Linked DNA regions of Homo sapiens: region 2 is linked to region 1. Evidence: chromatin loops called from intact Hi-C (ENCODE). Cell type or tissue: HepG2. All regions are shown on one strand. Each heading gives the region's core, and the rest is flanking DNA. Links, peaks and the distances in the headings are about the cores only. Region 1 overlaps NUMBL (NUMB like endocytic adaptor protein). Region 2 overlaps CYP2B6 (cytochrome P450 family 2 subfamily B member 6).

Region 1 (15,830 bases), core at 7,831-15,830:
ACTGGTTTGGGCTCCCTCACATCATGACAGCCTCTGGGCAGTTGGACTTACATGGCAGCTTCGGCATCCAGTACAAGTGTTTTATGAAAGTAGCAGCCGCGACTGGGTGCGGTTGCTCACGCCTGTAATCCCAACACTTTGGGAGCTTGAGGCAGGTGGATCACCTGAGGTCGGGAGTCCAAGACCAGCCTGGAAAACATGGTGAAATCCCGTCTCTACTAAAAATACAAAAATTAGCTGGGCATGGTAGCACGGGCCTGCGGTCCCAGCTACTCAGGAGGCTGAGGCAGGAGAATCGCTTGAACCTGGGAGGCGGAGGTTGCAGTGAGCCGAGATCACGCCACTGCACTCCAGCCTGGGCGACAGAGTGAGACTCCATCGAAATGAAAGAAAGAAAGAGAAAGAGAGAAAGAGAGAAAGAAAGAAGGAAGGAAAGAAAGAAAGAGAGAGAAAGAAAGAAAGGAGGGAAGGAGGGAGGGAAGGAGGGAAGGAAGGAAGGAAGGAAGGAAAGAAGGAAAGGAAGGGGCCTTATCTCTTCTGATCTAGCCTTGGAATCATGCAGCATTACTTCTGCCACATAGTCTTGGTTACAAGCAAGTCACAAACTGCCTAGATGTAAGGGGAGCTTACACAAATTCCACTTCCCAATGGAAGGGGTATCAAAGTTCTAGAGGAATATATGGGCTGGGAAACATTGTTGCCACCATCTTTGGAAGTTACATCTGGCTTTTACTGGTACTGATTTAAGACCCACCTCTATACAGCCTGTGCCCAATAACATCCACCTGGGCACAGCTCCAACTCCCTGTTCTAAACAGAAATAGTTTATTGAGAAATCTCAATCCCTTGGGATCAAAAACATGACAGTTTCCATTTGTTCTGCAGTGACTGCTCTCTACCTGCTATCTATTGTTTTCCAAGACTATGATCCAAAATCACAGCATCCAAGACTGTGTCTTTTTTATTTATTTATTGTTTTCGAGACAGGGTCTCACTCTGTCGCCCAGACTGTAGTGCAGTGGCGCAATCTCCACTCACCGCAACCTCTGCCTCCCAGGCTCAAGAGATTCTCCTGCCTCAGCCTCCTGCGTAGCTGGGATTACAGGTGCACACCACTACTGCCTGGCTAATTTTTGAATTTTCAGTAGAGACAGGGTTTCACCATGTTGGCCAGGCTGGTCTTGAACTCCTGACCTCAAATGATCCACCCACCTTGGCCTCACAAAGTGCTGGGATTACAGGCATGAGCCACCACAGCTGGCCCCAAGACTGTGTCTTTATTATTATTATTATTTCGAGACAGAGTCTAGCTCTGTCTCCTAGGCTGGAGTGCAGTGGTGCGATCTCAGCTCACTGAAACCTTCACCTTGCCAGTTCAAGCCATTCTCGTGCCTCAGCCTCCGGAGTAGCTGGGATTACAGGCACGCACCACTACACCCGGCTAATTTTCGTATTTTCAGTAGGGACGGGGTTTCCCCATATTGGCCAGGCTGGTCTTGAACTCCTGACCTCAAGTGATCCACCCACCTCGGCCTCCCAAAGGTGGCTCACAGAAGTGAGCCACCACGCCCGGCCTGTCTATTATTTTTATTTTTAAAAATAAATGTATTGTTAATTTCCTTTTTCCTGTTGGATAAAGGCTACAGGGAAACTTAATGACAATTTTGCTAGAGTCTTTAATATTTCTCTCATTTTCATTCATTTAAAAACATAGCCTTCAGGCCAGGCACGGTGGCTCACACCTATAATCCCAGCACTTTGGGAGGCCGAGGCAGGTGGATCACTTGAGGTCAGGAGTTCAAGACCAGCCTGGCCAACATGGTGAAACCCCGTCTCTACTAAAAATACAAAAATTTAAAAATTAGCCGGGCATAGTGGCATGTGCCTGTAGTCCCAGCTACTCAGGAGGCTGAGGCAGGAGAATCACCTGAACCCAGGAGGTGGAGGTTGCAGTGAGCTGAGATCGCACCACTGCACTCCAGCCTGAGCGACAGAGTGAGACTCGGTCTCAAACAAACAAATACACAAAAAAACCCACAAAGTTCATGGGGAGGGAAAGGTGTAGCCTCTCTTGAGAACTTTCCTCTCTCATTTTCCCCCCAAACAGGATGATGCTTCCTTTCTCTTCTCTATCCTTTTCTGGACAGCCTTGGGTCCTCTCAGTAACTTATTTGGGTAAGTGGCTGGTTATAATGGCAGTGACCTCGAACTTAGGCTCTGGGGTAGTTGGCCACTTTTGTCCTCAGTTTTGGGCAGTAGTAGCAATTCTGGAAGTTCTGGGAAAAATCCAATTTGACATCATAGTACGAACCTGAAGGAAAGGTCTTGATCCCAAAGAGCTCTCGGCAGCTCATGGCTGTGACTGTCATCCAGGGCCTGGGCCTGGGGAAATGTTTGGGGATCTGTGGGATCCTTTAGGGACTGTCACAGTGACTCGGGAAATGTTGCTATAGGCAACTGTTCTGGAACTTTTTGGTCTTAGGACTCTTTTACATTCTTAATAGTATCAAGGACCCCAAACAGCTTTTATTTGTGTGGGTTATAACTTTTTTTTTTTTTTGAGATGGAGTTTCATTCTAGTCGCCCAGGCTGGAGTGCAATAGTGTGATCTTGGCTCACTGCAACCTCTGCCCCACAGGTTCAAGCAATCCTCCCACCTCAGCCTCCCGAGTAGCTGAGACTACAGGTGTGCGCCATCACGCCTGGCTAATTTTTTTGTATTTTTATTAGAGACAGGGTTTCACCGTGTCGGCCAGGCTGGTCTCCAACTCCTGACTTCAGGTCATCCATCCGCCTCGGCCTTTCAAAGTGCTGGGATTACAGGCATGAGCCACTGCGCCCGGCCTGTGTGGGTTATAGCTATTGATATTTACCATATTAGAACTTAAAACTGGCCATTTAAACAAATTTTTTATTATTGATTGATTTTTGAGACAGGGTCTCACCCTGTTGCCCAGAGTGGAGTGCAGTGGCATGATCACAGCTCACTGCAGCCTCGAACTCCTGGCCTCAAGTGATCCTCTCGCTTCAGCTTTCTGAGTGGTTGGGACTACAGGTGTGCACCACCACACCCAACTAATTTATTGATTTTTTTGTATACACAGTCTTGCTGTGTTGCCTAGGCTAAAACTGACAATATTAAAATCCAGCCATCCACAAGCACACACTGGCAGAGCAATTATGTCATCACATGTCATGGAGCCATTGTATGCTCATAAGTGAATGAGATTGAAATACGCAAAAAAAGTCCTGGAATTATTATGAAAGTAATTTTGGCCGAGCGCGGTGGCTCACGCCTGTAATCCCAGCACTTTGGGAGGCCGAGGCGGGCGGATCACGAGGTCAGGAGATCAAGACCATCCTGGCTAACATGGTGAAACCCCGTCTCTACTAAAATTACAAAAAAAAATTAGCCGGGGGTGGTGGCGGGCGCCTGTAGTCCCAGCTACTCCGGAGGCTGAGGCAGGAGAATCGCGGAGCTTGCAGTGAGCCGAGATTGCGCCATTGCACTCCAGCTTGGGCGACAGAGCAAGACTCCATCTCAAAAAAAAAAAAAAAAAAGAAAGTAATTTTAACTTTGTGGACAAAGTCTCAGGGACCTCCAGGAAACCCTGGACCAAACTTTGAAACTTGCTCTAAAAGCATTTGTAAGCCTGGGATGGTTAGGTATGTTCAACGTGCAGCCATGTAGGAGATAGTGCATGTCAAAAGGGCCCCTTTGGATGGGTTAATATCACTTTGGTTCAGTTATCTGTGGCCTGGAAGGGGTCCCTTGTGTACAAACAAAGCTGGGGAGTAGGAGGGAAGAATTTTTTTTTTTTTTTGAGACAGAGTCTTGCTCTCGTCCCCCAGGCTGGTGTGCAGGGGTGTGATCTTGGCTCACCGCAACCTCTGCCTCCCAGGTTCAAGCAATTCTCCTGCCTTAGCCTCCCTAGTAGCTGGGATTACAGGCACCTGCCACCACACTTGGCTACGTTTTGTATTTTTAGTAGAGACGGGGTTTTGCCATGTTGGCCAGGCTGGTCAACCCTGACCTCAGGTGATCCACCCTCCTTGGCCTCCCAAAGCGCAGGGATTTACAGGCGTGAGCCACTGCGCCTGGCCCAGGAGGGAGGAATCTTAACCATAATGCTCATCTTGTACTATCTACTGGAAACCCTAAAAATACAGAGACCCTGGAGCCACTTTCTGGGTTCTGCTCCCCTTCATTGCTTTCTAGCTGTGTGACTTTGGGCCAAGTTCCTTAACCACTCTGTGGCTCAGTTTCTCTTCTGGAAAATGGAGACAATAATAGTATCTGCCTCTCAGCGTTGTTATAAGAGTTACCTTGGCACACAGTGTTATGTGGGTGTTTACGCTGAGTATTACTGTTATTACAGTAATCATTCAAATCCAAGAAGCCATCAAAGGTAAGATGCATTGTTTTTTATTTTATTTTATTTTATTTTTTATTTTTATTTTGAGACAGAGTCCTGCTCTGTTGCCCAGGTGGGAGTGCAGTGGTGCGATCTCAGCTCACTACGACCTCCACCTCCCAGGTTCAAACAATTCTCCTGCTTCAGCCTCCTGAGTAGCTGGGATTACAGGTGTGCCCTACCACGCCTAAGTTTTGTATTTTTAGTAGAGATGGGGTTTCACCATGTTGGCCAGGCTGGTCTCAAACTCCTGACCTCAAGTGATTCACCCGCCTCAGCCTCCCAAAATGCTGGGATTACAAGGGTGAGCCACCACACCCAGCCAAGATGCATTGTCACTTCAAATCCCCAGGGGAGAAAAAACAGCTGCCAGTTAAACTATGACACATAATCATTTATAAGACACATCCTGATTTCCAAGTCATTGAAAAGGGGTGGGGAGGATAAATAAGTCAATTAAAAATGGTTTTATTCGGCCTGGCGTGGTGGCTTACGTCTGTAATGCCAGCACTTTGGGAGGCTGAGGTGGGTGGATCACGAGGTCAGGAAGTTCGAGACCAGCCTGGCCAACGTGGTGAAACCCCGCCTCTACTAAAAATACAAAAAATTAGCCATGCCTAGTGGCACAGGCCTGTAATCCCAGCTACTCGGGAGGCTGAGGCAAGAGAATCTCTTGAACCCAGAAGGCAGAGATTGCAGTGAGCCAAGATCGTGCCATTGCACTCCAGCCTGGGTGACAGAGCAAGACTCCATCTCGAGAAAAAAAAAAAAAAAGATGGTTTTATTCTGGAATAGGAGAGTATTTAAGGAAAGAAAATAAAAAATAAAGGAAAAAAAGAAATTTTAAAATTAAAAAAAATGATTTCATGTGTACAGAAGAATTTAGCAACAAGGATGTCCACCACAGCACTTGTCATAATGGCAAACCTGCTGAAACCCCAACCATTATGGATTAACTGCACAAGTTAAGAGAGAGCCACAAAATATTGTGACTGAAGGGGTTTTCAAAGATTGTTCCAAAACCCTGGGGATCCTCAAAAGTGAATCAATTTCTCTCTTTCATAATCTTTTTCATCTTCACTCTCCTATGAGTGCATAAAGCAAAAAATAATAAGCAGGTGACTTCTAAAAAGAAAAAACCTCTGGAAACTATGCCTCAACCCCATTCTAGAGCCTGCTGGGCCACTGCTCAGAAAAGGAAATGTGTGCCCCAGGCTGACCCACTCTTAAGACAACCCATTCTCCACATGCCTCTGCCTTCAGTTACACAGCTGTACCCAGAGAGGGGTCTTGTCTTTACTCAGCTGTCCATCCACCCTCCCTGTGTTGCAATGAATACATCCCTGGTATCTTCTGTGCCTGGCCCCAGCCCACCCCCTCCTCAGAGCTCCAGCCACACATTCCAGTGCCTTCGAGACTCACCTGCTTTGAAAGGTAGATCCTTACATTCAATTTTCTTGTTGAAATACTTCATGTGGTTTCTTTTTTCTTGACAAGCCTCTGACCAACACTTGGTGGTCATTCTTAAACCGTTGATTTTTCCCCTTCACACCTATTCCCCTCCACGATCACAATCTTCCCAGTCTCAAAAATGTCTCTACCTGGGACCTCAAGCCAGAAACCCAGGCAATATGGAGGCACTTCCTCTCCTCATTCCACATATGCCACTCATGGACAATTCCTGCTTTCCTCTAAGGCAGATGCTTACCACACCCCTACCCCCACCCTTCTATTTAGAAAATTTCTAAACATGCAAAAGAATTGCAAGAAAAGTAGAAGATATAATAATATACTGTGGATATGGATTCACTAGGTTTTTGCAGTTTTTTGTTTGTTTTTGTTTTGAGACGGAGTCTTGCTCTGTCACCCAGGCTGGAGTGCAATGGTGCGATCTCAGTGCAAGCTCTGCCTCCCAGGTTCAAGCAATTCTCCCTGCTTCAACCTTCCAAGTAGCTGGGATTACAGGCACCCACCACCATGCCCAGCTAATTTTTGTATTTTTCAGTGGAGATAGGGTTTTGTTACGTTGGCCAGCTGGTCTTGACCTCCTGACCTCAGGTGATCCGCCTGCCTTGGCCTCCCAAAGTGCTGGATTACAGGCGTGAACCGTCACACCTGGCCTTTTGTGTTTTTGTTTTTGTTTTGGTTTGTGTGTGTGTGTTTGTTTGTTTGTTTTTGAGATGGGGTTTCACTCTGTTGCCCAGGCTGGAGTGCAGTGGTGTGATCACAGCTCACTACAGCCTCAACCTGCTAGGCTCAAGCGATCCTCCCTTCTAAGCCTCTTGAGTAGCTGAGACTGCAGGTGCCCACCACCACACCCAGCTAATTTTTGTATTTTTTGTAGAGACGGGTTTTCACCATGTTGCCCAGGCTGTTCTCAAACTCCTGGGCTCAAGTGATTCCCCCCACCTTGGCCTCCCAAAGTGCTTGGATTACAAACGTGAGCCACTGTGCTGGGCCTATTTCTTTGTGTTTTAAGAGGCAGGGTCTTTCTCTGTTGCCCAGGTGGAGTACGATGATTCGATCATAGCTCACTGCAGCCTCAAACTCCTAGGCACGGGAGACCCTCCTGCATCAGCCTCCCGAGTAGCCCAGACTACAGGTGTGTGCCACTATACCTAGCTAATGAAAAGAATTTTTTTGTAGACATGAGTTCTTGCTATGTTGTCTAGGCTGGTCTGGAACCTCCAGCCTCAGGCGATCCCCTTGCTTCAGTCTTCCAAAGCAGTGGGGTTACAGGCGTGAACCACCTGGCCTGGTCTCGCTCTTTCTCTTTCGACATCTACATTGATCTGTAGCTATCTACGTACTATAGATATCTAAAAGTTATGTAAATGTCTACTTAAGCTTATAGGTATGAGCTACTGTATGCTATCTAAGCTTATAGGTATGAGCTACAAATTGCTATTGTGTTATGAGGGGAATTCAAAAAGTTGATGGAGAATGGAATTAAGAGATAAAAATTTTAAAAAAATCTTTATTTCTCACCATAAACTCCATCAAGGTCAAAGTCAAGACACTTTTGTAAACCATTATACCAGCCATTTAGTCTATCCCTAAATAACTGAGGGTCCCAGGAATTTAATCATGTCAGTGCAGCCTTTTTACATTTTCTCTTTCTTTTTTTTTTTGATGGAATCTCACTCTGTTGCTCAGGCTGGAGTGCAGTGGTATGATCTCGGCTCACTGCAACCTCTGCCTCCCGGGTTCAAGCCATTCTCCTGCCTCAGCCTCCTGAGTAGCTGGGACTACAGGCATGTACCACCACATCTGGCTAATTTTTTTTTTTTTAGTAGAGACGAGGTTTTGCCAAGTTGGCCGGGCTGGTCTCAAACTCCTAACTTCAGGTGATCTGCCCGCCTCGGCCTCCCAAAGTGCTAGCATTACAGTTGTGAGCCACTGTGCCAGGCCTTTTTTTTTTGTTCTTGTTGCCCAGGCTGGAGTGCAGTGGCATGATCTCGGCTCACTGCAACCTCCACCTCCTGGGTTCAAGTGATTCTCCTGCCTCAGCCTCCCGACTAGCTGGGATTACAGTCATGAGCCACCACACCTGGCTAATTTTTGTATTTTTTTTTTTAGTAGAGACAGGGTTTTGCCATGTTGGTCAGGCTGGTCTTGAACTCCCAACCTCAGGTGATCCACCCTCCTTGGCCTCCCAAAATGCTAAGATTACAGGCGTGAGCCACTCCGCCCAGCCCAGTCTTTTTACATTCTTAACTGAAGAAAAATGGGTGCCCTTCAAAGATTTTAAGATTAGGAAACAAAAAGTCAGAAGGAGCCAAATTGGGACTGCCAAGTGGATGCCTAATAATTTCCCATCAAAACTTGTAAAATTGCTCGTTTGATGAGGAGAATGAGCAGAAGCGTAGACATGCTGGAGAAGAACTCTCTGGTGAAGCTTCCCAGGCTTATTTCTACTAAAGCTTCGGCTAACTTTCTCAAAACACTCTCATAATAAGCAGATCTTATTATTCTTTGACCCTACAGAAAGTCAACCAGCAAAATGCCTTGAGCATCCCCAAAAACTGTTGCTATGACCTTTGCTCTTGACCAGTGTGCTTCTGCCTTGACTGGATCACTTCCCCGCTCTTGGCAATCATTCTCTGATTACGATTTGTCTTTAGGATTGCACCCGTGAAACCATGTATCATTTCCCGTTACAATCCTTCAAGGAAATGCATTAGGATCTCGATCTCACTTGTTTAGCATGTCCATGGAAAGCTCTGCTCTTCTCTGCAGCTGATCTGGGTGCGACCGTTCTGGCACCCATCGAGTGGAAAGTTTGTTTAGCTTTAATTTCAGTCAGAATTGTGTAAGCTGAGGCCGGGTGAGGTGGCTCAAGCCTGTAATCCCAGCAGTTCGGGAGAATGAGGCAGGAGGATCACTTGTGTCCAGGAGTTCAAGACCAGCCTGGGAAACCTAATGAGACCCCCATCTCTACAAAAAATACGAAAATTTAGTGTCAGGCCTCTGAGCCCAAGCTAAGCCATCATATCGCCTGTGACCTGCACGTATACATCCAGGTGGCCTGAAGCAACTGAAGAGCCACAAAAGAAGTGAAAATAGCCTTAACTGATGACATTCCACCATTGTGATTTGTTTCTGCCCCACCCTAATGATCAATGTACTTTGTAATCTCCCCCACCCTTAAGAAGTTTCTTTGTAATTCTTCCCATCCTTGAGAATGAACTTTGTGAGATCCGCCCCCTGCCCGCAAAACATTGCTCCAAACTCCACCGCCTATCCCAAAACCTATAAGAATTAATCATAATCCCACCACCCTTTGCTGACTCTCTTTTTGGACTCAGCCTGCCTGCACCCAGGTGAAATAAACAGCCTTGTTGCTCACACAAAGCCTGTTTGGTGGTCTCTTCACAGGGACGCGTGTGACACTTAGCTGAACGTGCTGGCACGCACCTGTAGTTCCAACTACTTCGGAGGCTGAGGTGGAAGGATCGCTTGAGCCCAGGAGGTTGAGGCTGCAGTGAGCCACAATCTCACCACTGTACTCAGCCTGGGCGACAGTATGAGAACCCTGTCTCAAAAAAAAAAAAAAAAAAAAAGAAAAAAGAATTGTGTAAGCTGTACCAATTGAGATGTCTATGGTGTTGGCTATTGTTTCTGCTGTTAACTGTAAGTCCTCTTTAATTAAGGCATAAACAAATTTAATTTTTTTCTGCAAAAATTGATGTGGATGGTATGCCACGGTGGGCTTCATCTTCAGCATGACCCAGGCTGGAGTGCAGTGGCGCAATCACGGCTCACTGCAACCTCTACCTCCCAGACTCAAGTGATCCTCCCACCTCAGCCTCCTGAGTAGCTGGAACTACAAGTGTGCACCACCACACCCAGCTAATTTATGTATTTTTTGTACGGATGGGGTTTCACCATGTTACCCAGGCTGGTCTCGAATTCCTGAGCTCCAATGATCCGCTGGCCTCAGCCTCCCAAAGTATTGGGATTACAGGCGTGAACCACCACGCCCGAACTTGTCCCTTCTTAAAACGAGTTATCCATTTGTAAATGGCTGATTTCTCTGGGGCACTGTCAAGTTTTTGGAAAACATCAATGATTTCATCATTCTTCCACCCAAGCTTCACCATCAATTTGATGCTTGTTCTTGCTTCAATTTTAGAATTCGTGTTGCTCTGATAGGGGCTCTTTTCAATCTGATGTTTTATTTTAGTGTCTCAAACTAGGTCCTGTTCAGACAAGTTATAACAAGTTAGTATGAATTTATTTTGGTGCAAAAAAAAAAAATTGAACTCCATGCATAGTTTTTTCATAATACACATTTTCCATGAATTTTTGGAAGACCCTTCTTTTTCTCTCTTTTTTTTTTTTTTTTTTTTTTCTGTAGAGATGGTCTTGTTCTGTCACCCAGGCTGGAGTGCAGTGGCACAATCATGGCTCACTGCAGCCTCGACCTCCTGGGCTCAAGCAATCCTCCCACCTCAGCTTCCTGTTACTGGGACTATAGGTGTGCACCACCACACCTTGATAATTAAAAAAAAAAATTTTTTTGTAGAGATCGGGGTGGGGGGGGGGGTCTCACTATATTTTCCAGGCTGGTCTTGAACTCCTGGCCTCAAGTGACCCTCCCCAATCAGCCTCCCAAAGTGCTGGGATTACAGGCACAAGCCACAGTGCCTGGCCAATAAATGTTTTTTGAATGAATGAAGAAATTAGTGCATGGACATATTTTCCCATCAGCTATTACAATAACCAGACTCTGAGTTCCCTGAAGGCAGGGCCTGTGAGTTTCATTGTGTACCCTCAGCCCTCAATAGCTGATAAAAATAAATATTCAGAAAATGCTTGTAAAATGAAGAAGAGAATATGTATGGGACAGAAAGTAGACCAGTGGTTGCCTGGGGCTGGGACAGGGAATAGGGAGCGACTGCAAATGGGCAGAAGGGATCTTTTCAGAGTGATGGAAATGTTCTTGAATTGGCTGTGATGGCTGCAGAACTGTAAAATCACCCAAAATCAGTAAATCACTTATAATAGGTGAATTTTATGACAGGTAGATTATACCTCAGTAAAGCTGTTAAAACAAAACCAGTGTTGAGGGAGGAAATAAATGTTACCTTGGTAATACTGAGGACTCAGTAGTTATCAAGACAGCTCTCTTCCCTGCCCTCATGAGGTTTTCTGTGCAGGGCGGGGACGCCGACCCATTATAGACAGTGACAGCCTAGAGCCATCACGGCGGGATGGTGGGGAGGGGACAGGCAGAGGGGTGGGAGGCCAGGATGGGGGAAGCCCGGGCAGAGAGGTTGGGCTGGAATGGGGGGCACAGGCAGAGGGGTCGGGGCGGGGACTGGTGAGGTGCAGGCAGAGGGCAAAGGGGTCGAGGTCCAGATGGGAGATGTACAGGCAGACGGATCCGGGCCAGGGCGGGGAGGTACAGGCCCAGTTGAGGAGCATAAGGAACCATAGGAGCCCAAAGGAGGCGCCCGACCAGTCAGGGAGGACTTCCCAGAGGGGTGAATGGCTGAGCCAGGGCCTGAAGTATAATGTTCATGAATGCGACAGCAATTTTTTTTTTTTTGAGACCGAGTCTCCCTCTATCACTGGAGTGCAGTGGCTCGATTTCGGCTCACTACAACCTCCACCTACCGGGTTCAAGCGATTCTCCTGCCTCAGCCTCCCGGGTAGCTGGGACTACAGGCGCCCGCCCCCACGTCCGGCTAATGTTTGCATTTTTAGTCGAGACGGGGTTTCGCCATTTTGGCCAGGCTGGTCTTGAACCCCTGACCTCAGGTAATGCACCTGCCTCGGCCTCCCAAAGTGCTGGGATTACAGGCGTGAGCCACCGCGCCCAGCACAATTTTAATTTTTCTTAAACACTTTTCCTGCCTTAGCAAAGTCTTGGAGGGGCGGCCGCCCAGGCGCCGCGAGCGCAAGACCACGAGGGGGCGCTGCTTCACCACGCTAGAGGAGCGCTCCCGGCAACCACGTGGCCCCACAGGTGCGGGAGGTCGGCGAGCGCGCCTGGAGGGTGGACGGGGTAGGTTACGGCCAGGCAGCCCGGGGTGGCGCGTGGCCCTGCGCAGGGCAGTGGAAGCAGCGGGCCCCAGGGAGCATGAGACGCCGCGCTCCGTGGGGCGGTCCCAGCGCTGTGCAGCGAGGGGCCAGGGCTGTCCCCGGTCCTGCGCGGCCGGCTCCCGGAGAAACTGTGGCCTCCTGGGGGTGGAGCTTTAAAAAACAAAACAAAACAAAACAAAATCACCCAACAGGAAGCGGGGTGGGGGCGCCCGGCTCTGTCACCCGTGGAATGCATCAAAATAGCCTGCGCGGCCGGGGGCGGTTCCGGGAAAGGGGGCGGCCGCGAGGGGCGGGGCTGCAACGGAGGGCGGAGCTTCCCAAAGAACGGGAGAGAGGAGTGCAGAACCGGCCCCAGGGGGACGTCCTCCTGTTCCCCCAAAATGACCTCGATAGGCGTTTGTGTGGGATGGGGTTCCTGGGTAGGGCGGGGCTTTCCAGTGCGATGTCCCTGGTCTATTCTTAGCGGGCTGAAACCTGGAGAAGTGGGAGTGGGCGGTTGATCCGGGTTCCAGGGCCTCTTTGGAGCGAAAAGCTCCGTGGAGAGCCAGAGTCTCCATCCTGGGCGTGGGAGGGAAGATGGGAAATGGGCCAAGAGGAGCCTGTGGGAGGTCCTCCCCGGGACGGCCCCCTTCCATCTGCATCCGCGGGAACCGTTGTGGGGGCAGCTCTGAGAAAGGCTGCTCTGGGCGCAAGGAAGGGTGGTTGAACGAAGAGATCAGTCAGGGACGGGGTGGGGGTGCCTTGACTGTGTCCCAGATTTGCTGCGTGCTTCTGACCTCAGTTCCCCATCCTTCCAGTTGCTCAAATCCTCTCTGTCCCAGTCCTAGGCCGTTTCTGCCCCTCTCACTTCCTAGTGGTTTGCAGAGGGGAAACACTGAGGCTGCCTCTTCTGTGCCTGGCCCTGTGTTGGCACGGGGAAGTGACTGAGACGCCCCAGACCCCCTTCTCCCTCACAGTCCAGTGAGGCAGACAGACCTGCCACCAGATAGTGACAGCCCAGAATGAGTCATTGAGAGGACGGGGGAGGCACAGGCAGATGGGTCAGGGCTGGGATAGGGGAGGAGAGGGGCCTGTAGGATCCAAGGGGAGAGTGGGTGCTGCTGACTCAGTCTGGGGGGGTTGAAGAGCCGTCTGAACTTAGACCAAAAAGGTAGGATGGGGCCGGGCGCCTGTTATCCCAGCACTTTGGGAGGCAGAGACAAGAGGATCGCTTGAGGCCAGGAGTTCCAGACCAGATTGGACAACATAGCGAGACCCCCATCTCTACAAAATAATTTAAAAATCAGTTGGGCATAGTGGTGTACGCCTATAGTCCCAGCTACTCAGGAGGCTGAGGTGGGAAGATTGGTTGAGCCCAGGAATTCAAGGCTGCAATGAGCTATGATTGCCCCACTGCAGTCCAGCCCGGGTGACAGCGTGAGACCCCTGCCTCCAAAATAATAATAGCAAAAATACTGGGCTGGGCGCGGCGGCTCACACCTGTAATCCCAACACTTTGGGAAGCCGAGGTGGGCAAATCGCTGAGGTCAGGAGTTCCAGACCAGCCTGGCCAACATGGTGAAACCCAGTCTCTACTAAAAATACAAAAATTAGCTAGGTGTGGTGGCAAGGCATCTGTAGTTCCAGCTACTTGGGAGGCTGAGGCAGGAGAATCGCTTGAGCCCAGGAGGTGGAGGCTGCAATGAGATCACACCACTGCACTCCAGCCTGGGCGACAGAGTGAGACTCTGTCTCAAAAAATAAATAAATCCTAATGAAAGGATAGGATGGGGCTCAGGGCCTTGGAAGAGGGTCACCTTCTAACAAAAGGTATTTGAACGGAGTCCTAAAGAATGAGTAGCATTCTTCTGGGAAGTGCTGTGTCACCATGAAGGAAAGGGTGTTCTAGGCAGAAAGAATGACAAATGCAAAAGCTTGGAGGTGAGAGTGTGGCTTATCTCTGGCAGGGTCCTCTGCTCCCTGCCTGGGACATTCCCCCAACGTCATACCCCGACAGAGCTGTCTTAGGTCTCCTAGTCCTGGAGTCCACAAGCAGGTTAATGGGATGTAATGGAAACGCTATAGAGGGCAGACCCCTAGGCTTGTTCCCTCACAGCCTGATGCTTTTTTGTTTTTGAGACAGAGTCTCGCTCTGTTGCCCAGGCTGGAGTGCAGTGGCGTGATCTTGGCTCACTGCAACCTTGGCCTCCCAGGTTCAAGCGATTGTCCTGCCTCAGCTTCCCAAGTAGCTGAGATTACAGGCACCCACCACCACGCCTGGCTAAGTTTTGTATTTTTAGTAGAGACGGAGTTTCACCATGTTGGCCAGGCTAGTCTCGAACTCCCAACCTCAGGTAATCCACTTGCCTCGGCTTCCCAAAGTGCTGGGATTAAAGGCATGAGCCACCACGCCCAGCCTTTTGTTTTGTCTGCTTTTTTAGACAGGGTCTCACGCTGTCACCCTCACAGGCTGGAGTGCAGTGACTGCATCACGGACCACTGCAGCCTGGACCTCCCAGGCTCAAGCAATCCTCCCACCTCAACCTCTCCAGCAGCTGGGACTACAGGCGTATGCCACCACGCCCACCTAATTTTAAAATTATTTTGTAGAGACAGGGTCTCATTATGTTGCCCAGGCTGGCCTCGAACTCCTGGGCTCAAGCGATCCTCCCACCTTGGCCTCCCGAAGTGCTGGGCTTACAGGTGAGAGCCACCTCAGTGCCCGGCCTCAGCCTGATGGTTTCACGACTGCCTTTGACTTTGGCCCACACTAATCAAATGTATCACCGTGGGCCACTGACTCAACTTCCCCATCTATCCAGTGGGAATAGAATATTGGACTGCACAAAATCAACCACCTCATTTTAAAGAGCTATAACGAAACAAAATTTATATGTTATATATTTTTAAAAATACATCTTATAGATTAAAGGACTCAAGAAACAATAGCAAGACTGTAAAACGTTGCCACATCAGGTGACACTTTGGCCAGAGTTATGGAAAATGCTGACAAAACAAGAATTTGCCAGCATGGGCAAAGATATACTGTTACCAACCCAACTTGTTAAAATATTAATATTGAGCTAATTAGAAGTAGTTTTTTTTTTTTTGTTTTTTTTTTTTGAGACAGAGTCTCATTCTGTTGCCCAGGCAGGAGTGCAATGGTGTGACCTCAGGTCACTGCAACCTCTGCTGCCTGGGTTCAAGCGATTCTTGTGCCTCAGCCTCCTGGAATTACAGGCGCCTGCCACCACGCCCGGCTAATTTTTGAATTTTTGGTAGAGACTGGGTTTCTCCATGGCGGCCAGGCTGGTCTCGAACTCCTGACCTTAAGTGATCTGCCTGCCTCGACCTCCCAAAGTGCTGGGATTACAGGCGTGAGCCACTGTGCCCAGCCAGCAGTTCATAATATTTGTTTTTTATTCCTTGATTCTAACTCTGTAAGGAATAGAAATGGGGTGATTAATTTTGGCTCCTTTAATACCCGCCTGGCAGGTGCTGAGTCAGTGGTACCTGTTACCACGCTATGACTCAGAGGTTATCACTCAGGGACATCCTTCTGACTCTGTTTCAGTCCATGACTCAGGAGGAAAGGTTCTAGGGCCTCACCAGCGCCCTACACACACCCTCGTTTCCCGAGGGGCACCATTATATTCTTCCTTTATTGGCTGTCCTTGTATAATACAAATCTTCAAGTTTAGATACAAAAAAAATCTGGAAATAAAAGATAGAAAAGTACCCGCCAGGCACCCCTTCCCCTTCTTCCCGGACCCCTCCCCAGCGGGCACCGACATGAGGTAACTGCGCATCTTCTCCTCCTCCTCCCTCCCCGCCTCCTGGGCCCCCAACTTGGCCCTAGCCCCCATGAGACCTTGGCCCAAGGAA
Region 2 (15,830 bases), core at 332-8,331, 360 kb after region 1:
TCAGGTGATCCACCCACCTCAGTGTTCCAAAGTGCTGATATTACAGGCATAATATGTGATCTTTTGTGTCTGGTTGCTTTCATGTTGAATGCTATTTTTGAGGTTCATGCCTGTTGTAGACCACAGTCACACACTGCTGTAGTCTTCCCCAGTCCTCATTCCCAGCTGCCTCTTCCTACTGCTTCCGTCTATCAAAAAGCCCCCTTGGCCCAGGTTCCCTGAGCTGTGGGATTCTGCACTGGTGCTTTGGATTCCCTGATATGTTCCTTCAAATCTGCTGAGAATTAAATAAACATCTCTAAAGCCTGACCTCCCCACGTCAAGAGGTGATCTGTGCCATTTTGTGTGTGATTCTTTTATTGTCGGGTCTCTAGGGATTTTTCTGGAAGGAATGTTGGTGAGAATGCCTCTCTCACCTCAATGCCAACTCTGTGAAGGGCCAAACCATTGTCTTGCTCATCCCTGTACTCTCAACACAGCGTGTGGCATATGACAGGTGTTCAAAATATTTGGTGAGGAATGAATGAATGAGTGGCTAAATCAGCCACCCCCTACCCCCACAGCCCACCCAAAATGGAGCTAGGCCTCCTCCATCAGACTATATCTCCTCCATATCCCACTTTCTTGTGAGGTCCAGAATAAATTCTCATCCCCAAAGGGCCCAGGATGCCCCCATTCTGCCTACCAGTTACTCTCGATACCCCGTGCTGCAATGCCACCTTTTGATAAAGCTTAGCGCTATTCTTGCAGTGGAACCACTCTAAATCCAGCCTCCAGGCTGGACGCGGTGGCTCATGCCTATAATCCCAGCACTTTGGGAGGCCGACGCGGGTGGATCACTTCAAGTCAGGGGTTCGAGACCAGCCTGACCAACATACAAAAACCGTGTTTCAACTAAAAAAGATACAACAATTACCCGGGCATGGTGGTGTGCATCTGTAGTCCCATCTACTCGGGAGGCTGAGACAGGGTGATCGCTTGAATGCAGGAGGGAGAGGTTGCAGTGAGCCAAGTTCCCGCCACTGCACTCCAGCCTGGGTGACAAAGTGAGACTCCGTTTCATAAATAAATAAATAAATAAATCCAGCCTCCAAACATTCCACCAGCAGGACCACCACCCTTCCCTGAGGGAGGTGCTGCAAGTTTAATATCATTATCACAAGGATACATCAGCCAGCCTGTGGCCAGTGGGAAGCTGGCCCTGGGACTCCACCCTGAGATGCTAACCTTTTGGCGTCTGCAGCATCTGCCATCTTTGGGCTCCTTGTAGCCTCTGAAGAGTTAACAGAGACTCTGCCAGTACAAATGCATGGCACACATTCCCTCACCAACCACAGAAATAACAAACAGAGCAACATGTCTTTTAAGAGCGACAGCAGAATGGAAGGCGGGAAGAATGAGGACCACGGTGCCCTCAGCCTTCTCACTCCTCATTGTCCCCAGTGGCCTCTTGCTACTCTGGTTCTGGGGCCATCCCACCTCCCAGGGCTGCCTCTCTCCTAGGCCCTGGCCTCTGCCCTTCCTGGGGGAGCATTTTGCAAATAAACCACAGGGCTTTCTGAAGTCTGTCCAGGTGGTGAGATGGGAGAGTGTGGAAGGGATGGAAAAGGAGGAGGTGGGTAGACGGGAAACAGCTCACAGGCAGCAAGGCAGTTGGGGTCGTACTTTGGGTGGGATTCCACAGACAAGCTTGGGAATTCCTTTCTGGCTTATATATTAACTACAGAAGCTTCTGGAATTTTATAAGGTGAAATGGAGAGGAGACAGACTGGAGGGTGAAATTCTGATAGACTTGAGGCTTTGAGATGTGGTCCTGGGGTGGAGCAAGACAAGAAAAGTACTGGAGATTGGGGTTTGAGGAGTCTATGCAATTATTTTTATTTTTAAAAATCTTTGTGGCTACATAGCAGGTGTATATATTTATGTGGTAAGTGAGATATTTCGATACAGACATACAATGTATAATCACAGGCATACAATGTAGACAGGCATAAAGTGTATAGTCACATATAATAATAACATCATGGTAAATGGGGTAACCATCACCTCAAGCACTCATCATTTCTTTGTGTTACATTAGAGTTATATTCCCTCTGTTATGCTAAAATGTACCACAGGCTGGGCACAGTGGTTCATGCCTATAATCCCAGTATTTTGGGAGGCTGAGGCAGACAGATTGCCTGAGCTGAGGAGTTCGAAACCACCCTGGGCAACATGGTGAAACCCTGTCTCTACAAAAATACAAAAAAAAATTAGCCAGGCATGGTGGCATGCATCTGTAATCCCAGCTACTCTGGAGGCTGAAGCGGGAGAATTGCTTGAGCCTGGTAGGTGGAGTTTGCAGTAAGCCAAGATTGTGCCACTGCAGTCCCGCTTGGGTGACAGAGTGAGACTCCATCTCAAAAAAATAAACAAGCAAACAAACAAAAGTACAATGAATTATTGCTGACGGCCATCACCTTATTGTGCTATCAAAAACTAGATCTTATTCATTGTATCGAACTCTATTTTTGTACCCATTAGCCATCCCCAGTCCCTCACCTCCACCCTTCCCAGTCTCTGGTAACCATCATTCTACTCTATCTCCATGAGTTAAATTGTCATAATTTTTAGCTCCCACGAATGAGTGAGAATGTGCAAAGTTTGCCTTTCCGTGCCTGGCTTATTTCACCTAACATAATGTCCTGCAGTTCCATCCATGTTGCTGCAAATAGCAGGATATCATTCTTTTTTAATGGTTGAATAGTACTCCCTTCTGTATGGGCACCATATGAACACTTAGGTTGATTCCATAACTTGGCTCTTGCAAACAGAGCTGCAAAATACACTGGAGTGCAGATATCTCTTCAGTATACGGATTTCCTTTTTTTTGATATAGATTTAGCGGTGGGATTGCTGGATTGTGTGGTAGCTCTATTTTTAGTGGTTTTCTTTCTTTTTGTTTGTTTATTTTATTTCTTTATTCATTTTTTTTGAGATGGAGTCTTACTCTGTCACCCAGGCTGGAGTGCAGTGGTATGATCTCAGCTCACTGCAGCCTCCACCTCCTGGGTTCAAGCGATTCTCCTGCCTCAGCATCCTGAGTAGCTGGGACTACAGGCACCTGCCGACACGCTTGGATGATTTTTGTAATTTTAGTAGAGATGGAGTTTCACCACGTTGGCCAGGCTGGTCTTGAACTCCTGACCTCAGATGACTCGCCCACCTCAGCCTCCCAAAGTGCTGGGATTACAGGCATGAGCCACCGCACCTGGCCTATTCTACTTTTTTTTTTCTTTTTCTTAGGGAAACTCCATGTTGTTCCTCAAAGTGGCTCTATTAATTTACATTACCACCAACAGTGTACAAGGGTTCCATGGGGATTACTTCAGATTGAGTGGTCAGAGAGGGCTCCTTTGAGAAGACTTCTGAGAATTGGCCATGGGAAGGTGTGGGGAGAAGCCTTCTCAGCTGAGGGAACAGCAAGGTCAAAGACCCAGAGGTAAGAAAGCAAGCTTGGAACCTTCCAGGAGCAACAAGGCATTGGCTCTGATAATGCCTTCTCCTGCTAAAATGACAGCTCTAGGAAGGCAGGGTTCTTATTTCCTGTCTATCTATCTATCTATCTATCTATCTATCTATCTATCTATCTATCATCTATCTATCTATCATATATCTATCTATCCGTCTGTCTTTATTTATTTATAGAGGCAGAGTCTTGCTCTATTGTCCATTGTATTAGTCCATTTTCATGCTGCTGATAAAGACATACCGTAGACTGGGTAATTTATAAAGAAAAAAAGTTTAATAAACTCACAGTTCCACATGGCTGCGGAGGCCTCACAATCATGCTGAAAGGCAAAAGTTGCGTCTTACATGGTGGCTGGCAAGAGAGAGAATGAGAACCAAGAGAACGGGGTTTCCCCTTATAAAACCAACAGATCTCATGAGACTTATTCACTACTATGAGAACAGTATGGGGGAAACCACCCCTATGATTCAATGATCACCCACCGGGTCCCTCCCACAACACGTGGGGATTATGGGAGCTGCAATTCTAGATGAGATTTGGGTGGGGACACAGCCAAACCATATCACCAAGGCTGGAGTGCAGTGGTATGATCATGGCTCATTGCAGCCTCCAACTTCTGGGTTCAAGCAATCCTCCCACCTCAGCCTCCTGATTAGTGGTGACTACAGGTGTGTGACACCACCTCTGGCTGGCTTTTAAATTTTTTGGAGAGATGGAGTCTTGCTATTTTGCCCAGGCTGGTCTCAAACTCTTGGTCTCAAATGATCTTCCCATCTTGACTTCCCAAAGCACTGAGATTACAGGTGTGAGCCATTGCACCTGGCTGGTTCTCATTTATTTAAGTATTACTGCTGTCATGGTTTGCTTTGGTCCCTGTGGGTTCCCCCACCCTTTGAAACAAGTGCCTGACACATGGTAGGGTTCACAATAAATATTTGTAGAATAAATAAGAGCTGAGCCTTCAAGGGGTCCAAAATACTTGCACGGAGTTTTTCTAGGTGGGCACGATGCCACCCAGCTGCAGGACTATTTCAGGGTGTTCATTGGCTCCTCTGGTTGATCTTTTGATGCCTGTATAAGAACTCCCACTTCTCCAAATCTGGGGGCCACATCTTTAGAGTTCTCAGCTTTCTGTCTCTCAGGAATGAAGGAGATAATATCACTGATTGGAGCCAGATTGTCTGGATGTTGAATCCCAGCTCCTTGCTGGTGCCTTTGAGAAGTGACTTTAGCCCTCCATGTGCCTTATTTCTGCCTCTGTAAACGGAGATCATCATAGCACCTCTCATGTGGGGCTGTTTGACGATTCGGTGAGGTATGTGCAAAGAGCTTTTTGCACTTGCAAAAAGTGTCTGGGATATCATTGTGTGCTGTAAGAATGAGCTGTAATGATTATCACTGAGACTTGTTGTTGGGATTAAAAGAGATCAGGTCTGTCAGGGCCTGGTACACAAGAGGTACTAGAAAAATAATGGGAGGTTTAGGTGCTCCTTCCTCCAGATACACTCGTAAATATGACTGCTGTGTCGTCATCTACTTTTTAGGGATATGAAGAATCTGCTGTGTGACCTTAGATGAATAAATCTCTGATTCACTCTGGGCCTTGGTTTTCCCTGCCTCTGAAAGGGGTATGATGTTTCCTTCCCTTTTGCCTGGGCGCAGGTACTGGGTGCTTTGTAGTTAAGGGAGTATCAGCTGGTGGCTCAAGGGTAGATTCTAACAGGAACTTCCAAGCTGGAGAAATACTAGGCTACACCTCAGAGAGGGGAGGTGGGTAAGGGAGGCCCCTGCTGGTGTGAGCAGGAGGTGGGTGAGGGAGGCCCCTGCTGGTGTGAGCTCGATCCTTTATCCCTGAGCTTCAGACTCTCTTAAGCCTTCCCACATGAGAAACTGACATCCAGATGGAGGTGGGGACCCTGCAATGTAAAGCCAGGTCACCTGTCCACAGAGGTGTGTCTGATAACCAGGGCATGATAGGTTAGAGAGTGTGGTGGCTAAAAGCACCAGCCCTTGGATCACCTGAGGTCAGGAGTTCAAGACCTGCCTGGCCAACATGGTGAAACTCCATCTCTACTAAACATACAAAAATTAGCTTGGTGTGGTGGTGGGCACCTGTAATCCCAGCTACTTGGGAGGCCGAAGCAGGAGAATCACTTGAACCCAGGAGGCAGAGGTTGCAGTGAGCTGAGATTGCGCCATTTCACTCCAGCCTGGGTGACAAAAGCGAAACTCTGTCTCAAAAAAAGCACCAGCCTTAGACTCAGAGAGACCAGGATTTGAGCTTGGGGGACCTCAGCTTCCTCTCTGTGTGACCTCAGGTAAGCCACTTATACTCTTTGGGCCTCAGTTTCCTCATTTGTAAAATTGAGGCCGTGATTGAACCTCCTTCAAGAGCTGTTGTGAGTGCTATAGGGGATACTATCTTAAAGCACTTAATGCAGTGCCTGGCACATGGTAGTTCTGTAGAAGTGCTTGCTATTTTAATTCACGTGCACAGGTCCTGCCTGTGGGTGAGGGCTCAGTAGATGGAACAGCGATGGTTGATATAGTTGGGATTGTGAGGATTATTATGACAGGGGCTAATTTGAATGGGCCTGTGTTGTCTGCCCTCCCCACTGCCAGCCTGATTTCCCTCTGCCTGGCTTTGCAGCTCCTCCCATTGGCTGCTGGGGTGTACCCCTTGCATGCGGATGAGAAACGAGTCAATGAAGTCCCGTGGGGAATTGGGATCCAGCGTGCACTGGTTGTGCTCCACTTTCTTGGCAATGAAGTCCTCCAGCCCTTGCAGCTCCTTAAAGGCCTGTTGCTGTGGTCCTGGCAGGTGTTTCATCACCGAAGAGAACATCTCATAGAGCTGGGGTTGCAGAGAGAGGATGGGAAGGGAAGGACCGCTGTCAGGAGGCAGGAACTGATGGGAATGGGACCTGTGTCAGAGCAAGAAAGGCACTGGGTTAAAGGCACCTACCTGCCCAGGTGTTTAGGTATTTCAGTGGGGCTGGATGGGAACATATATGTAAGTCTTCATGAGGGTTAAGTGAGAAGGCTACTGTCCAGAAATTTAGGTAACATGGACTGAGGCACACATCCAGGTTTCAATGAAGGTGGATTGGAGCGCACAGCTAGGTGTTCAGACATTCAAGGCAGGATGTGTTGGAAAACACCTGTTCAACTGTTTAGCTACTCAGACGGGGCTGGTATGAGGGGAGTGTCACCTGTCTAGGTATGTAGGCATTCAGGTGGGCCTGGTTGAAGACAACTACCGAGATACTTATTGGGTCTGGATTGGGGGCTTTTGTTCAGATGTTCAGGTATTAAAGTGGGGCTGGTGAAGATGTTGAAGAGGAGGGGATACCTGTTGAGGTGTTTACCTATCCAAGTGGGATGCACTGGGGGCACCTCTGTAAGGTGTGTGATTGGAAAGGGTTGGGGAACACTTATTTGGGTGTCTGGGGAATAATCTGTCTAGATATTTATGTGTTTAGGGTATTGGTTAGGGCACCTGTCCATGTTTTCAGGTATTTAAGTGGGTGAAGTAGAGGGCGCTTGGCCAGATATTCCAGTGGGCTAATCTGGGACATTTGTGTAGATGTGAAATGATTATGATGGGCTGGATTTTGCAGCACCAGGTGTTCAGGTATGCAGGAGGCGGGTTGAGGCAGTCACTTGTCCAGGTGTTAAAATATTCAGAAGAACTGGGTAGGGAGCATCTGTTAGAAATTATGGTAAGTTGGGGATGGGAACATGTGCCCAGGTGAGAGAGCTGAGCTGAGGGTATGCATCCTGCCTTCAGGCTCTGTTTTGGGGATCATCTGTTGAGCTATCCAGGTGTCCTTGGAGACTGGGTATTGGGCACCCATCCTGGGTTCTGGTGCAACTTTCCGGTTGTCCAATATTGGGGGCTGATTTTGAGGGGACACTGTCTGGAGGGGGGTGGGAGTTTGGGGCACCTGTCCCCATGTAGGGGAGCAGTTGGCAGGTTGTGGTAGGGGCGTGACAGCCAGGCTGCAGCCGGTTACCTGCCCCGTGGAGGGTGCCGTGAACTGGAAGCTTTCCAGCATCATGCACAGCAGTGACAGGAACTTTTGTCCTCATAGTCAAAGCGGTCCCCAAAGACAATGGAGCTGATGACATTGGAGGTGGTACGGCTTAGGAAGAAGGTGGGATAGATGCTGGAGCTTGCGGGTGTGGCGGTGTATTGGGGGAGAAGGGGGTTGGGAAGAGAGTCAACTCAGAGCTCTGATGCTAGTCTGAGAATTCCAGGAGGCACTGCCCTGATGAGCCACATTCCCAGCGCCAGACTACAGGGCTGGGAGCGCGGGCGCCTTTCCCCACCAAGGCCCGGTCCCCAGACAGAACGCGCGCGGGTTCCTCGCCCTGGGCGTTTTCCTTCTCCCGCCTCCACACTCGGGGTGTTCTGCTCACCGCGCGTGCCCTAGACGGCCTTGATGAGGAAGCCCGCCTTCTCCTGGATACCTCCTTGATGCCGCGCTTGCCCACCCCGAAGTCCCGCAGGGTGGCGATGGAGAAGCGCCTGAGCGGCTTGGTGCGCTCCCAGGTGCGGCAGGTCACTCCTGGGAGAGGAACGCAGGGGTGGGGAGAGGTCAGGCCGTGGGAACAGGCACAGAAGCCTCGCGCAGGAGAACTGCAAACTCAGTCAGAGAAACACAGAGAGAAACAGAGACCGAACAGGAACAAGAGGATCAGAAAAGAGACAGGCCAGACAGACAGATGCACAGCAGAACAGAGGGAGACGGGACACTCCATGGAGCATAGGGAGGGAAGGAGGGAGAGAAAAAGACAGAGATGGGAGAAGATGATGGAAGGGGGGGAAGTGAGGTATGGGGAGATCTGCGAGGAGAAAATAAAAATGGTGAAAGAGTCTTTTTTGTTTGTATGTTTGTTTATTTGTTTTTGAGACGGATTCTCGCTCTGTCGCCCAGGCTGAAGTGCATTGTCGCCATCTTGGCCGCTCGCTGCAACCTCCACCTTCCAGGTTCAAGCGTAAAAATGGTGAAAGACTCCTAAGCTGAGCTGGTGAAGACAGAAAACTACGGAAAGAGAAACAGAGACGGTCGGGAAGGAGGAGAGACTGTTATCAGGAGAGGAGGCTGGAGATGTGGAAGTAGGAATACCGCGAAATCCTAAGACAGAGGAAGAAGAAGGAGAGGTCAGTGGACAGAGGAGAAACTCAGAGAAGCACAGAAGCTGAGAAGGACAAAAAGACAAATGAAGACAGAGAACCAGGGTTGGAAAACAGAAACCCAGGATTGTCCTCAGAGATGGGGAAAGAGGAGACTCCAGTGAGAGAGGCAGGGAGAAATCTGGACAGGGACAGGGACAGGGATGCTGGAGACAGGCAAGAGGGAGAGGCCGCAATGAAGGGAGCTGGGGAGCGAAGGCCAGACAGGGGGCTCTGCCGCAGCCTTCAGTGGGCAGGAGAGTCAGGGAGAAGGCTGGGGACACGGAGGCCATCGAGTCGGCCTGGCCACCTTCCCCCTCTTGGGCACCCCCTCACCATAGCCTTTGAAGAGCCAGTCGAAGGTGGCCTGCTCGCCTCGCCCGCTGAACTCCTCAGCCTGGTCCACCAGAGCCTCCTTGACGGCATCATGTCCGCACAGCACCACGACCCGCCGGGGCCCCAGGTGAATGGTGAACACGGGGCCATAGCGCTCACTGATCTGATGGAGGCAGGTGGGAGTGGTTAGAGGGAGCAGCCCCCACTCTGAATGGGCGCAGCACCGAGATATCATGTACTGGGATGTTTTGCCCCCAGGTTCTCACAGTCAGGGAGCTGGACATCCCAAGATCCTGTCTTTCCAGCCTAGGACCCTGATGCTGAAACTCCAAAACTCCCTTTCCTAAGACTCTGGTCCACACTGGTCAATCCCCTGCCACAAAGCCTCAGCCAACTGGGCAGCCCCCACCCCGTGCCACCCATCTCCCTGCCTTGGGACACCTTCATGATGGAGTCACATATGTGCTCTGTGTTCAGCTGCAGGTAGTTTCCAATAAAGAGCAATGGGGTGGGTCCCAAAGGCAGCTTCCCCCTGCTCTTCCTCTGCTGCCAGACTGACATCAAGACCATCACAGTCAGGCTGGCCAGCAAGGCCACCAGAAGCAGCCCTGAGGCCAGCATGGTGGCAGTGGAATGATAGATGGTGACGGCTGGGGTGGTTTGCCTTTATACTGCCTGAAAAAAAGGGGTGGACTTTGGCTGGTTATAAAATCACCTCATTTCACCTCCCAACTACATCCTCTCCGTGAACCCCACCTAGCTTTGGACACAACCAGCAAAGGAGGAGGAGGGGGACCCCAGGGAAGCTGAACAGAGAGGGTACCTCCCGACTAAATCTGTGGTACCTCAGGAGGGGTGCCCCAGGGCTGTGGATTTAGGAGCGGGCAACAGATAAGCTGTAGAACAAAGGAGTTGGGAATATTTGCATAGGGGAGCACTTGGGCTTTGGATTTGGGATCTGGGAGTGAGAATGCACCCCAAAATTGTGGATTTGGGGGTTCCGAGGAGAAGAATGCAAAGGTCTGGGTTTTATTAGGGTGAGATGGAAGTGTGGCTGTGCATCTGGGGGTCTTCTGTTGTGGAGGATGCAGGGTTAAGGGTCTCAGGAGGGGGGATTCCAGGCATATGGACTTGAGAGTCTTGGGGCTAGGAAGACCCAGGGCTGTGGGTGTGGAGTTTCTGGGAGGAGGAGTGTGTAGCAAGCCCAGTAGGTCGTCCCAGAAAGCCCAGCAGCCCAGCACTGGGCCCAGGGGCTGACTTGATTTTGCTTTTGCCCAGAGCTGTCTCTTGATGCCCGGAATCCTCACTGGAACCTCAGAGTGAGGCCAGGATGGGTGCCATGGAAACTCCACTGACCATCTCTGGTTGGCAAAGGGGTGGAAGACCAGAGCCATATTTCAAGGGAAATTTCCACACACCTGGAGAAGAGTACCTTGTGTTATCAGTTGGCAGAGGGATTGGCCAGGTCTGGAGAAATAGTAACAACAACCCCCAAATGGTGGAAAAAGCTCAAGTGTCCCAAGGGTTGTAATTTACAAAGACCTCCACTGGTTTCCAACCCAGATCCTTAGGGAAACCCACTAGATTGATTGTATCATCCCTATTAATATTATGATTGTTGTTTATCTTTCTCATTTTATATAAGGGTCTACAGAGGACAGAAAACAGACAGTAGGCAGGGGACATGCATGAGTGGCCCTGAACTCCCATCTCTCCTGCTCTGAGTACTTAGTTCCCCTTTCTGGATTTGGTTTTCCCACCAGTAGAAAGGGAGTATTTAGGAAAAGATCATATTTGAGGGTGAGTTAAGTCTCCTTTAAGGGCGATTCCTGCTTTGTCAGGGGCTACTACTATTAGCAGGCAGAGGGAACAATCGCAGAAGAGATTGGGGTAAACTCCAGTGTTAGGCACAGAGGTAGATCCTGGGGTGGGTGTGAGTGGAGAAGGGATGAGTAGCCCTCCTGTCCTTCCCTCAGGGAAATTCTTCCTTAGTAAACGGGGCAGTTACCCTTTGGTGAGCATGGTCGTATATGGGAAGATTAAGTCTAGGTGTGTATGATCTGGTCGAATCTTTGTAACAGTGAGGTTTGTTCATCATGATCATCCTCATTTTGAAGATGAGCAGATCTAGACTCCATAAATCCTCTTGAGTGAGGTCACACAGGGAATAAGTGAGGGAGCTGGGATGTGAACTTTCTTCTCATCCCCCGTCATTGACTGGCCTAGATCACCCTGGGAGTCAAGTGCAGGCCAGGCTTAGCAGGAGGTGAGTGCTGAGACTGGCATCAGCAGTGGACACACTGATGACATTGGCGGGTTCTGATATCAGCATCAGGTGTGTTCAGGGAGGGAAAGGCATCGTGTTGGCTTTGGGACTGCCCCCAGGTGTATGCGAGGATGGGAAACAAGTTGGTACTGAACTTGATACCAGGAGAATATTGAAGTCATGTTTGGTGCCAAGAGGGCTCTGTGTGTTGTTTCAGGTTTCATTGAGGGCATAAGTGTGTCCTGCTTCAGGAGGGCGTAAGAATGGCACCATATAGGGTCTGAGGTTGGTCCCAGTGGGCTGTGACATGAGCATGAGGCAGGTGCTGATATTGGTCCTATGTGGGTCTGAGATGAGCCTCAGCCAGATCCTGAGAGGGGCCCCAGATGGCCACAGGACAGGCTCTGATGGTTGGTCCTTCCAGGGTTGCACCTCTCCTCTAGGTCACCAAATTTGGACAAGTGGATGTGGGTGAGGTTGACACTCCCAGGACTGGCTCTAACTGGCTCAAATTGGCTGTTGAGCTCTGAGACCTGTGTGGAGGAATCAAAGAGCAGAGAACAAAGCAGAGAGAGGAAAGCTGTTTATTGATTTTGTGGGGGAAGAGGTGGGAAGGAGGATTAGCACCAGCTGGGCAGACATCAATCCATCTAATCCTGGTCACCAGCCTGCACTTGGGCTGGCCACAAGCCTGGGTCCTTCCTCTTCTCCCTTGTTTCTTAAAAAGGAGAGAGGTAGAAATTTGGAGAGTTTGTTTCTCAGTGAGTTTGGCACTAGGAAGGGCACTGAGTGTTCAGACAGGCTGCCATGACCTGGCCAGGGTGGGGGTGGGGAGAGTCAGGTTGGGAGAACTCTAGTATTTGGGGACATAGAGTTCAAGCAATTTTGGCCTTGTTGATTACTCTGAAGTGTGGAGTAAGAGAACGGTGTCTGAAATTAAGTGGGAGGGACTTGTCCCAGTGGCGGTGCGGGTACAGGCTTTCAGAGTGAGTTAGTGGTGAACCCAGGAAAATCCCTTTCCATTGCTGGGCCTCTGTTTGCCTTTCTGGATGGATGGTACAGTGGTTAAGAGCAAGGTTAAGGCATGGATTGGAATCCAAACCTTATCCCGTCTTTGTTGTGTGACCTTGAACAGCTGACTTCGTCTCTCTGAACCTTATGGAGCCAAAAACAGCTCCTAGCTCTTCAGCTATTTAGGTGAGAAGTATATGGGTCAAAGCAGGGGAGGTACATGTAAGTGCTCAATGAATATTAGCTGTTTTTATTCATCTGTATGTTGAAGAGAATGGACGAGATGTTCTCTAAGCCCCCTCCTGGCTTTTACAATTCTCTGCTCTAACGTTATCAAAACTTTTCCTTTGAGAAGGGGGAAGGGAGACAGAGTTTTTTGGGAACCTCTCTCCACATCCCTTCCTTAGCATAGCCAAGCCTTACCCATGAAGCTGTGAATAGGAAATTGAACTTAGGCTGCCTCCTAGAGCATGGCGCTGAGTTAAGCAGTATCCGCAGGAAGAAAGGCCAGTGTTAGGCCCTCAGATTACTCTGGATGGGCCTGGAGCCCTGCACAGGACTTTGCTCACCTGTCTCTCTCCCGTTTTCTCTGATCTTGTCTTTCTGTCTTCCTCTTTCTCGTTCCCTGCAAGTCAACCTTACCCTTAACTGCCCTGTGTGCTCCTGCAACTTTGCAACTTTGCATGATTTTGTCCAGTGGTTTCTCCTAGATGCCTCTGCCATGTTTATCCTTATTTATACGTCTGTCTGTGTGTGTGTCAGTCTGAGTGCATGTTTGAGGTTCCTGTGTGCATGTATGTTTCAGCATGTCCCTGTTGACAGATGAATTTATGCATGCACCAGGCTTTGTGGAGTGTGTGTTTGTGCTTGATAAGTGGGCATCCATTCCAACTTATGTCTACACATGCACATCTTTGTGAGTACCTGATGAGGTGCATGTGTGTTCCTGCCACCTTTCCTGAATGTTTGCCAGTCTCTGTCTGTCTGTGCATGTAGCCTGAGTGCATGCTTTGTGTTATGCCACTTGGGGGGTACCTATGACGTGCATTTCTTTGTCCAACCTGATGTATGGCTGCATGTTCACATTTGTGTGGATTCATGCACAACTGGGTGACTACATATAAGTGTTTGGATGTTTTATGCATACATTTTGGTGTCTGTATGCAGGCATGTGGGCCCTGTTGTGTACACATGAACATGTGGTATTTGCCTGTACCTCTCTGTGTCTGGATTCAAAAATATCCCTAGCCCAGATCCATTTCTCTTCTAAAAAAAAAAACCATGTGAAGCTTTTTATGAGCATGATCTTAATTACACGCTGCACTGTAAGCCTGTGAGGTTGGTTTTATCATCTTCATTTTGCAAATGAGTTGGATAAGGCTCCCAAAATTGGAAGTCCCTTGCTTTGGGTTCTACAATGAATGAGGGTAGAGCTGGAGTACGGCCTTGTGTGACTGTCAAGTCCATGCTGTCAACCACCACCCTGGACTGCCAAGCCCCACCTGTTTTCTTTATGAAACATCAGAAAATTGCCCCTAATCTCCTGTGGTTCTTGAAAAACTTCCCTGTAAGCACATAACAAAAGATTCCAAAATGTCAGGGGGAAAAAAAGTCTTTTAATAGGAGGGAGACTTCAACTTCTAGTTTTTGCATTCTTTGGAAGATTAACCAAAGATACGGTCAGCTGGTATACCCCTCAGGCCATTGGCAGTGAGACAGTGCAGGAGTTGGGAAACTAGATGTTGTGGGCGGAGAGTGAAATGTCTGTGTTTCATATTTCAGAGTGATGACAAGGATAAAGGTGGGCCTGTGGAAGTATTGGCTGAAATAGAGTGAAGAAGGTCAAAGAAGAGAGGAAAGTCAAGATTCTTTCTTCCTGAGTGTTTGGATAGCTCACATTCCTGGCCATAAAGGGCTTCCCTACCAGTAGAATGTCAGGGCTTAGAGTAGAGAGGTAGGAAAGAAGTTGGGTAGATGACAGGGATGAACAACTTTTTAAATCACAGGGCGAAGGTGTCAGTATCCAAGTGTCTGGAGAGTTTCTTCTGGTAATGTTTGAGTAGCTTCTATTGGATCAAGCATCCTGTGAATAACAGCTATTAACTCTGAAGAAAACATTTTTAAGAACCCAGTTCTCTGAAATTACTGGAGAGTGAACGAAAGCAGCAGATACTGAAGGGGGTTGGATGAAGCAGGTTTCCTATTTTGGGTGTTTTTTTTAATGCTTTCGGCCTAAAGGCAGACCCTGGAAAGTGCCTTGTGGGGTGGCTTAATCCCAGATAGAGATGTTTTAATTTTTTTGACTTCAAGAACCAGAGGACAGAATTCAAGGTGATTATAGCATCTACTGATAGTGGTGGTAGAATTGCAAAAAGGAAAGAGCCAGAGAGGGGGAGCCCCAAATTCTGTAAATAAACTCTGTCCAAATTTCTGACCAATTGTTGAACTACTTATTTGCTGGAGAACTCCAGGTACCCTGCTAAGGCTAAAGGAACTTAATTGAGATTTCAGAGCTGAGGGTTTGAGATTAGCCAGGTTAACTGCTTTCCAAATTAAACAAACAACCAAAATCAGTATTTTTCAACAGAACATAATGGAATCCATGGTCTCTCCAACTTATCACTTGTAATATCCAGGATGAAATCTCAAATTACTAGGTATATGAAGATACAAGAAATGGGGGAGAGTCTAGCCAAGATGGCCAATTAGGAAAAGCTCCAGTCTACAGCTCCCAGTGTGAGTGACGCAGAAGACGAATGATTTCTGCATTTCCAACTGAGGTACCAGGTTCATCTCATGGGGCATTGTCAGACAGTGGGTGCAGGACAGTGGGTGCAGTGCACAGAGCGTGAGCCAAAGCAGGGCAAGGCATCGCCTCACCCAGGAAGTGCAAGGGGTCAGGGAATTCCCTTTCCTAGCCAAAGAAAATGGGTGACAGATGGCACCTGGAAAATCGGGTCACTTCCACCCTAATACTGCACTTTTCTAACGGTCTTAGCAAATGGCACACCAGGGGATCAGATCCCGTGACTGGCTCAGAGGGTCCTATGCCCACAGAGCCTTGCTGATTGCTAGCACAGCAGTCTAAGACCAAACTGCAAGACAGCAGTGAGGCTGGGGGAGGGGCGCCTGCCATTGCTGAGGCTTGAGTAGGTAAACAAAGTGGCCAGGAAGCTCGAACTGGGTGGAGCCCACCGCAGCTCAAGGAGGCCTGCCTGCCTCTGTAGACTCCACCCTCTAGGGGCAGGGCATAGCCAAACAAAAGGCAGCAGAAAACTCTGCAGACTTAAATGTCCCTGTCTGACAGCTTTGGAGAGAGTAGTGGTTCTCCCAGCACGCAGCTGGAGATCTGAGAACAGACAGACTGCCTCCTCAAGTGGGTCCCTGACCCCTGAGTAGCCTAACTGGAAGGCATCCCCCAGTAAGGGGCAGATTGACACCTCACACAGCCGGGTACTCCTCTGAGATAAAACTTCCAGAAGAATGATCAGGCAGCAACATTTGCTGTTCACCAATATTCACTGTTC

Evidence for each region. A loop is a pair of places that touch in the nucleus more often than their neighbours do. Peaks named below come from ENCODE experiments on the same cell type or tissue, not always from the same donor. Only the 100,000 strongest peaks of a DNase experiment are listed, where the experiment ranks them.
Region 2: a loop joins it to region 1, with 6 times the contacts of the local background. A loop is called at or near these places in 2 of 110 quality-filtered maps.

What each region holds. Positions count from the first base shown.
Region 1 is chr19:40,651,098-40,666,927 of GRCh38, forward strand. It overlaps NUMBL (NUMB like endocytic adaptor protein), which reads right to left. Exons shown (of 10, transcript NM_004756.5): 10 at 14,808-15,830. Among named protein-coding and RNA genes, the nearest start is that of NUMBL, 32 kb to the right of the region's middle. RefSeq lists an enhancer at 1,141-1,190 and a silencer at 11,821-12,100. In HepG2, for the core only: a CTCF peak has its summit at 11,838 (motif pointing right); a DNase peak (open chromatin) is centred at 11,874; H3K4me3 peaks cover 969 bases; H3K27me3 peaks cover 2,206 bases.
Region 2 is chr19:41,018,076-41,033,905 of GRCh38, forward strand. CYP2B6 (cytochrome P450 family 2 subfamily B member 6) reads left to right here. Exons shown (of 9, transcript NM_000767.5): 9 at 1-323. It also overlaps the pseudogene CYP2A7P1. Among named protein-coding and RNA genes, the nearest start is that of CYP2B6, 35 kb to the left of the region's middle. RefSeq lists an enhancer at 8,580-9,108. In HepG2, for the core only: CTCF peaks have their summits at 5,322 and 8,017; no DNase peak of the experiment used is centred there; H3K27me3 peaks cover 808 bases.